Linked DNA regions of Homo sapiens: region 2 is linked to region 1. Evidence: read pairs that join two places in POLR2A ChIA-PET (ENCODE). Cell type or tissue: Panc1. All regions are shown on one strand. Links, peaks and the distances in the headings refer to the core of each region. The heading gives the core; the rest is flanking DNA.

Region 1 (4,412 bases), core at 145-4,144:
ATGGGTTATATTAATCAGACTATGAAAGCTGCCATTTTCTGTTATGTAAATTTTGACAAAAGAAAATATGATTTTCTGGAATTTCCCTTGTATAAAAGTATTTCTAGAAAAAAAGTTTCTTAGTTCAGGAAACATTAGTCTAGAACAAGCTTGTCTAGCCTTTGGCCCAGGACAGCTTTGAATGCGGCCCAACACAAATTCTTACATTTTCTAACTTTCTTAAAACATTATGAGATTTCTTTTTAAGCTCATCAGCTATTGTTATTGTTCGTGTATTTTATGTGTGGCCCAAGACAACTGTTTTTCCAACATGGCTGAGAGAAGCCAAAGATTGGACACCACTGGTCTAGAACATGCCTGTGATATTGTGTAAAATTTCATGTGATTGTATTTTAAGGCTTTTTAGTTTTGACAGTGGCCACCCATGAACAATGACTTTTAAATTTATGGAAGAGACACTATCAGAATAAATGACAGATTAGAATTTGGCCCAAAGAGGTATTTTGCTTGGATACTGCAATTGTTTAAACTTTTTTTTAAATTAATGCTTTTAGACAGATAGACATTCTTCATTTTGGTCACAAATACTACTGGTCACCATTATTTTATAACAGCCTACTTTTCACATTTATGTTGCTTAACTGGCCCATTTAGGCCTTTGTGTTTGTAGCCCCTGGCTTAGAATCTGCCCCACAAAAATGAATCTTTAACTGATCTTTAATAAAATATTTTAAATTGTATATATACATAAAAGAGTTTACCAAAAGAATAATAATCACTTGTGTTTGAAAGAAACAACATACTATGGTAGGAGAATCAGCAGTCCTGGGTTTTAATCTCAGCTCTGCCATTAATTATTTGGCCTGAAAAAAATCACTTTGGAGTATTAGTATTAACTTTTGAGTATGTAATATTATTTTTTTCATTTGTAACTGAAGGTTTATGATTTATCTGTTCCTAAGTTTTATGATGTCATGAACAAAGAATTAACATCAAGATCAAGATTTAAGGAATTTGTCATGTCTCTCATTCAACTTTGTCAGCTCATTCACTGCTTCATTTAACTTAACTTTTTCCTAGGCTTATTTGTACATCTCCTTGAATTAAAATATATATATATTCAACTTTAATTTTTAGAGCTAGAGATTTTTGGGGAATAAGTGTTAACAGTGCTTCTATCTTCAGAGTCACTCTAATATGACTTCTTATTTGTTCAGATTTCCTTTTTCAGCCTCAGCCCTTCATGATTATTTGCCTTTTCAAAGAGAAGGCATTTGACTGTCATGTTAGCTATCTCTCTCTACAGGACATGGGACATAGGACATGTATGTATACTATATACTCATGATATTACTGTAGAACTCACACAGAATACTCAGTTCTACAGGAGGGCAGTATTCACTAAAGAAGTTCAGTAGAAGGCTGAGCACGGTGGCTCACGCCTGTAATCCCAATACTTTGGGAATCCGAGGCGGGCGGATCACCTGGGGTCAGGAGTTCGAGACCAGCCTGGCCAACATGGTGAAACCCTGCCTGTACTAAAAATACCAAAAATTAGCCGGGCGTAGTGGTGGGCACCTGTAATCCCAGCTACTGAGGAGGCTGAGATAGGAGAATCGTTTGAACCTGGGAGGTGGAAGTTGCAGTGAGTCGAGCTTGTGTCATTGCACTCTAGCCTGCGCAACAAGAGTGAAACTCCATCTCAAAAAAAAAAAAAAAGTACAGTACAGAGAAGTGGGTTTAATTCTTGCTTAGCAAATTCTGACATAGATCTAAGGGGATGTTAAAGATTTTGGTAAATAGAGATGAAATGGAAGAGCACTGTAGGAAAAGGAAGTATTGTGAACAAAAGTTCACAGGAAAAATAGAGAAATGTTTGGAAACTTTAAAAGCTTAGTTTAGCATGAACATATTCTGAGTTAGGAGGAGTTATGGGAGATCAGGTTGAGTGACAGACAAATTTTTTTCTAGTTCATATGCATTCTTAAATTCAAGATTAAGAATTTGTAGAGCTTTTACTATAGGTGATGGGCAGCATTGGAAAGCTCTGTTGCTCTGGACTCTTTTGTGCGATACAAACTCAATTCAAAATCACATAAACATGAAAGCAAATGTAATTGAGTCGTGTAACTGAAAGTTTTAGGGTGGTTGGCTATTGGCAAGCTGGATCCCGAGATGTCATTTGTTCTCCTGCGTCCTTGACTCTTCTTTCCTGTGTTTTGGCTGTATGCTGGAACAGGCTCTTACCATATGGATCACTCCCAGAGCTAAGCTTATATTCCACCAGCTTAGTTGCATTATCTGCGAGTACCTCTTTTTTCAGAAGCTCTAACAAAGTCTTGAGATGAACCAACTGTACCTTTTTGTATCATGTGGCCTTTGGACTTGTTAATGAAGCAAAAGGCATCTGATATCATGTTTGGCAAGGCCTATATTACATCATCACTTTGGAATCAGGAAGTGGAGTCAACCCCATTCAAACCACGTGAATTGAGTACAAGAGAGCAAAAGGAAAATTACATTACATTGCTGGTATTTTGTTTTTTTTTTTTAAACAAAGTCTTGCTCTATTGGAGTATAGTAGTACAGTCATAGCTCACTGCAGTCTTGAACTCCTCAGCTCAAATGATCCTCCCACCTCAGCCTCCCGTACTAGCTAGTACAGGTGTGTGCAACCATGCCCAGATACTTTTTAGTTTTATTTTGCAGAGACAGTGTCTTGCTGTGTTGCCCAGATTGGCCTTGAACTCTTAGCCTCAAGTTATCCTCCCACCTTGGCCTCCTGAAGTTCAGGAATTACAGGCATGAGCCACTGTGTGTGACCCATTGCTGGGATTTAAATAAGGGGAAATGATGCTTTTTCAGACAAAAACACCAACGAGTGCTATAATAGAACATGAGAGTGAGGCAAGGAAAACTGGATAGGATGATTATTACAGCAGTATTGGATGGAGACTATTGATGAGTATAGGAGATGATCATTGGATTCTAAATATCTAATAGAAAAATAGTGAGATTCTAAATGAGAACATTAATAGTAGGAATGGAAGGCAGGAAAGGAACTAGCAATATGGATGAAAGTTGTGTTATTTGCTTTTTACTAGTTAAGAAATTTGTCTGGAACGGAACTGAAATTTAACTTTGTCCTATCTATGTGAAAAGGATTTGGGATATAAATTAATTTAGTCAAAATTACAGAGGTCACAATTAAACTACTTTAGTGGTTATAATTATTTTAAAAACTAGATAATGCTAATAATAAATTTTTCATATTTACTCATTACATTGGCTCAGTAAGTTTGTTTTGGCAGCATTTTAAGTTACTCCATGCACGTAAATGTTCTAAAATTTTTCTTTAAAAATCTAATGTAATACTGCTTTCTTCCACTTAAATACAATTACATATATACATATACACACATACATATATCTACATATATATATATATACACACACACACACACACACACACAAATATACAGTCATGTGCCACATAACATTTTGGTCAACGATAGATTGCATGTGCAATGGTGGTCCCATAAGATTATAATTGCCTGTTTTTACTACAGAATTTACCTTTTCTGTGCTTAGATACACAAATACCATTGTGTTATAGTTGCCTACGATATTAAATACAGTAACATGCTGTACAGATTTGTAACCTAGGAGCAATAGGCTATGCAAATATAGCATGGGGGTGTAGTAGGCTATACTGTCTAGATTTGGGTAAGTACACTCTGTGATGCTCACACAATAAGAAAATTGCCTAATGGCACCTTTCTCAGAAGGTATCATCATCAAGCAATGTATGACTGTATATATAAATACACACAATCAATAAGTGATCCATTATTTGGCATTAACTTGTCAAACTTATCACTATCCCCCCTGCCAAAAAGTAAAGTATTAAGTGCATCTGTAGAGTTCATGTATTATGCTAGATCTCAGAGTGAAAATGAATGAGTAAAGTTTCTGCTCGTCACTATACTTGATATATAGTTCAGAAAAGCCAGTTTCCTCCTCAGTGATCTGGAATAGCAGGCATACATTTGATGAACACTCATTACGTGCTAGGCACAAATGATATAAAGGTGAATAAGGCAATATGCTTTAGGAAGTAAATGTCTTCTTTTGAATATAGTTTCGAGGTTTTTTTGTTTGTTGACTTTGGTACCATTTGAACAATGTTCACTTGAGTCAGCATTCTGAAAGGGTCATTTACTAATATGTTTCTAAGAAAATTTCCCATACTTGGTAACCTATCTTTCACTATAGTAGGGATCTAAAATGTAGGGCATGGGGGGATTTTAGCTCATAGTTTCTCTGTATATCCAGTATTGATACAGATATTTATTTGTATTCAGACTGTTTTGGTGGTTCCAAGATTTTTATAAAATTAAAGTAGATAAGAA
Region 2 (4,412 bases), core at 214-4,213, 760 kb before region 1:
ATTACTGTCTGATAGAAATGTTGGTTTTCTTTAAGGAAGGTGATCTTTCTTTAAGAGACTGGTGGAGAGGCACAGCAGAAGTTGGACTCTTAAGTTCATAGATCTCACTTGTTATAGACGGGAACAAATCGAATAGAGGAATTTGCATTGGAATAAGTAATGGGCACCTACTTCCTTGAGAAGAGATTAAAAGAAAACAAACAAAAAGGATTCTGAAAGAAAAATGTTAATATCCAGGGAAAACCTCTGTTCAGCTAGAAGTAACCTCATTTCTTGTGAATCCTATAGATGAGAGCATAGTATAATAAAGGGTCCCCTTAATTCCCTGGATATTTACTGAGCTATCTTATTATGCTAGGGCCTATTGGTAATTAAATTGTGTCTAAGTCTGTCCTTCTCCAATAGAAGACAACATCTTCTAAAAGAGAATAAGTTGATAACACTTTAAGAGAAGTACATGTGCCTCCTAGGATTCAGTTCAAGTATGGGAGATGGACAACTTTTGCAGATTCGTATGATTAAAATAAAATGGTTTATAAAGAGAACACCATGAGGACCATGTAGCTTAGTGCTCCAACCAGAAGTGTCTATTTTTAAGCTGTCAGTGAATTTCAAAGCAACACACATTTCTTGAAATACTACTATGTGTAACTTGCTGCACTAGGCCTTGTTTCAAAATGTTTGTCATTTTCTCAAATACCACATGCTTCCCTACTCAGGAATTTAAGATAACTTCTTAATGCTTAAAAAACTTAAGCTTAGCCCTAAATACTGTGTATTAAATGACTGCTTCTTGCCTCTGTGTATTTAACTATTATTATTTCACCCATGTGCTCCTACACACTAACCAAAGCAAATTATAGTCCTTCCAAATTGTTTGATAAGCTCTACCTCTATGCTTCAACTGCTGCAGTCCTCTACTTACCCTCACCCAAATAAGGCCTCTTATTATTTTCTTTTTTCTCCGCTAATCTTGTCCTCTAATATACTTCGAAACTGTGTTGCAAATATATGTCTACTATCCCAGTAGACATATATTGCTATCCTAGTAGACATATATTTGCAACATAGTTTTGAAGTATTAATTAAGCAAGACATAATTAACTCCAAGCCAATTCTGATTACTCTTTGATTGTGGATTTCATGTTTACCTATAGAATTATTTAATTTCATTGCTATAAAAGGCCCACAGATGTATATATGCCCATGATTATCATTACTTGGGGAAAAATCAGGGTCAAAACCTAGTTTCCCTGGCTCTCCATTTGTTTCCGTGCTACCTGTACCTATATCATATTTCGTACTTTTGATTAACCATAGGCTTGATAGTTCTCTCAAGCTGACTTATAGTGTACTTATTTCCTCACATATAAAATAGTAATTTTAGATGCATTTTTAAATAATATTAATAAGAACTATCATTTATTAGGAAATGTATATTAATACACTTGCATCTCAATCCAATGAAATAGGTACTATTACAACCATCATTATAATTTTACATATTAAGTTTCTGAGACAGAAAAGACTTAAATAACTTTTTCAAGGTAGCATGGTGACTACCTGAGATTCAAGCCCAGGTAGTCAAGCTCCAAAGCTTACGATCATAATTACCTTCCTGTAGAGGGATGTTTTGTGCACAAATAAACCAGAATTTATACACCCAAATGAGTGTACACTCTTTCAAATCAGTCATCTTAGGATATTACACATTTATGCCAATGATCGGGTATTTTTCCAGAATATTTTTAGACCTGAGGTTCTGGAATTTACATGAGCATATCTAGAGCACTCTTTGAAATATTCACAACAAGAGCAAATCCTTTTCCTATGAAGACAATTTCTGTTTTGGAACCAGTCAAAAGTCAGTTATTGCAGGGCTAAGTAAGATGGCTAAGTAAATTTTGTAAAACCATATCCAATAAAAAGTTTACTGGAGATATAAAATAATTAGACTATTTTGTGGGGAGTGAGTCATAAGCTTTCCATACTAAGGCAACAGTTCCCAAAACATCTTGAGTTAACATCCCATAATGCCTAAATAGACTCCCATAGCAAACATTCCCTTCCTAAGCATTTCCTTTTTTTTCTTCCAGCAACATGCTCTGTTTTCTCTTAGGGACACCGAGCTTGATGTGATCTGAGTGAAGCTCTTGCTAGGACCATGTGATGGGCATGCGACCAAGCACTAAGTGACTGACGCACTCATTCGATGGCCACAGTGACTGGTTCAGAGATGGACACATGACTAAAGCTTGTCCAACCAGAGTGAATCAGCCTTGGTACTCTTGTAAGCACTTTCAGACAAGAGATGCTGTTTTCACAGAACACGGAATTGTGAGGTAGTGAGATTATGGCTGGAAGCACCAGCTTGCTGCAAAATGGAACCTGTACATGAAATCATAACACAGAGACTAGCAAGGGCTAAGTAAGGGATTAAGAGATAGTAGGTCCTAGAAATTGGTTTGAACACCCGGATCAAAATAAAACTTGAAGCCAAATGTACTCCGGACTTTTTGGTTATGAGAGTAAATGGATTCCACTCTGTCACTTGCAGAAAGAGTTTTACTCATGTACATCTCCAGGTGACTACATAAAAAGATACTACTGATTGACTTAGTCTCTATAGTCACTCTATAGTCACTCCTAGGGCCTACAATATCATTGCTATCTATAGTGGGAATTTATTGTACTCTTATGATAATGCATTTCTGGCAAAATTTTAGACTGAGACATTCTATTTTACCCAAATACCTGAAAACATCTGACTCAGATGAATTTAATACCTGTGTCATATCCATGCAGCACTGTTCCCTTTATTCTATTAAGAGTGAGAATAACATAAGTGGGGGAAGGGGCAGAAAGCAAAATTTTATTCAAATAGTTATTTCTCTGAATTTTACACTCCAGCAAATGAAGCTCACATACAGGGATAGAGTAGTAATGCCTTTTTAAAAAATCTCTAAATTTTTAAGTGAGAGTTGTAATCAGAATACTCAAATATCACAATTGTTCTTTCTGAAAATCAATTTATCTGGCTAATCTGAGACATGTTAAGCATTATAATCTGATACTGATTTCATGGGTATGATTGGAAAGTCACTCATGATCCAGACTGACCTTTTGTATCTTTCAAGATAGAATTATACACAATGAGTCACGTTAAAGTCATACAAATCCAAATTAAATTATATTAAATAATATAAAATAAACTGGAATTATTATATTATGTAAAATATAATCTAAAATGTCAAAATAGCCAATATCTGTCAAAAAAGGCTAGATATATCATCAAATTCTCCCCAAAATTTACCAAATGTATACAAATGTACTACTGTTTCTTATTCATACTTAACTTGCATAGATTTCATCACCACCATTAGTGAAGAAAATTGCTGTGCCCTTGATATTTAAGCTACATTAATGTTAATTTTTATGCATCCATTAGAGTTGCACTAACAGAGTTTTTTTTTTTTCTGAATTTGATGTCCATTCCTTAGAAAGAATGCATTGGAAATCGTAGCTTTCAAATAAGGGACACATTGTGACCAAGGAACAAACCAATTTAACATGAATGGTTTAAAATTATTCTAATAAGCCTGATACTCTTTTAAATTGAGAATCAATATATATATCAAAGTACAAAGCAATGAGTAGGATTCTCAGCAAAAATAGCCAACTGACATAAGCATTTCTCCAAGAAACATCATTTTTCTTGCCATCAATTATTACATTCTTCTCAAGTCAAAAAACACACCACAGGTAATTTTGAACACTTTAAATGAGTAGATTAGCTTTCCTGTTATAATTAAAGGCTTTTGCTTATAGCCTCTGTGTTAAGATTATCAAACAACAACAACTGTCTTGTTTTCTAAGATTCAGAATTTTCCAGTTATGCAATTTGGATGCCAGCATACCAAACCTCAATTCTAGCGGTGGGTCCTGATTAGCCTGAACCCAGTAGTATAACTGAAACCACTCTCCCTGCTTCCCACAGGTAGAGCTCAGAAGTCACTGGAACCCATCTCAGCCATTCAAGGATGCAGACTTCTCTGCTCCCAGTGACCTGTTACTGGGGGCAGGTGTCTTGCTTGATTCAATCGGAGTAAACTTAAGATTTTTGGCCAGACACAGTGGCTCACGCCTGTAATCCCAGCACTTTGGGAGGCTGAGGCGGGTGGATCATGAGGTCAGGAGTTGGAGACCAGCCTGGCCAACATGGAGAAACGCTGTCTCTACTAAACATACAAAAAATTAGTCAGGTGTGGTGGCACGCACCTGTAATGCCAGCTACTCAGGAAGCTGAGGCAGGAGAATTGCTTGTACCCGGGAGGCGGAGGTTGCAGTTAGCCGAGACCATGCCACTGCACACCAGCCTGGGTGACAGTGCGAGACTCCATCTCAAAAAATAA

What was found. ChIA-PET counts read pairs that join two places held together with the same protein. Peaks named below come from ENCODE experiments on the same cell type or tissue, not always from the same donor. Only the 100,000 strongest peaks of a DNase experiment are listed, where the experiment ranks them.
Region 2: POLR2A ChIA-PET joins it to region 1 with 8 read pairs; 2 of 35 experiments call an interaction of 5 or more read pairs at or near these places.

The regions. Positions count from the first base shown.
Region 1 is chr2:144,196,357-144,200,768 of GRCh38, reverse strand. All of the region lies in intron 4 of QTMAN (queuosine-tRNA mannosyltransferase), which reads left to right. Among named protein-coding and RNA genes, the nearest start is that of QTMAN, 130 kb to the left of the region's middle. In Panc1, for the core only: no CTCF peak of the experiment used is centred there; a DNase peak (open chromatin) is centred at 2,443.
Region 2 is chr2:144,957,204-144,961,615 of GRCh38, reverse strand. The region is part of intron 3 of TEX41 (testis expressed 41); the gene reads right to left. Among named protein-coding and RNA genes, the nearest start is that of LINC01966, 77 kb to the right of the region's middle. In Panc1, for the core only: no CTCF peak of the experiment used is centred there; no DNase peak of the experiment used is centred there.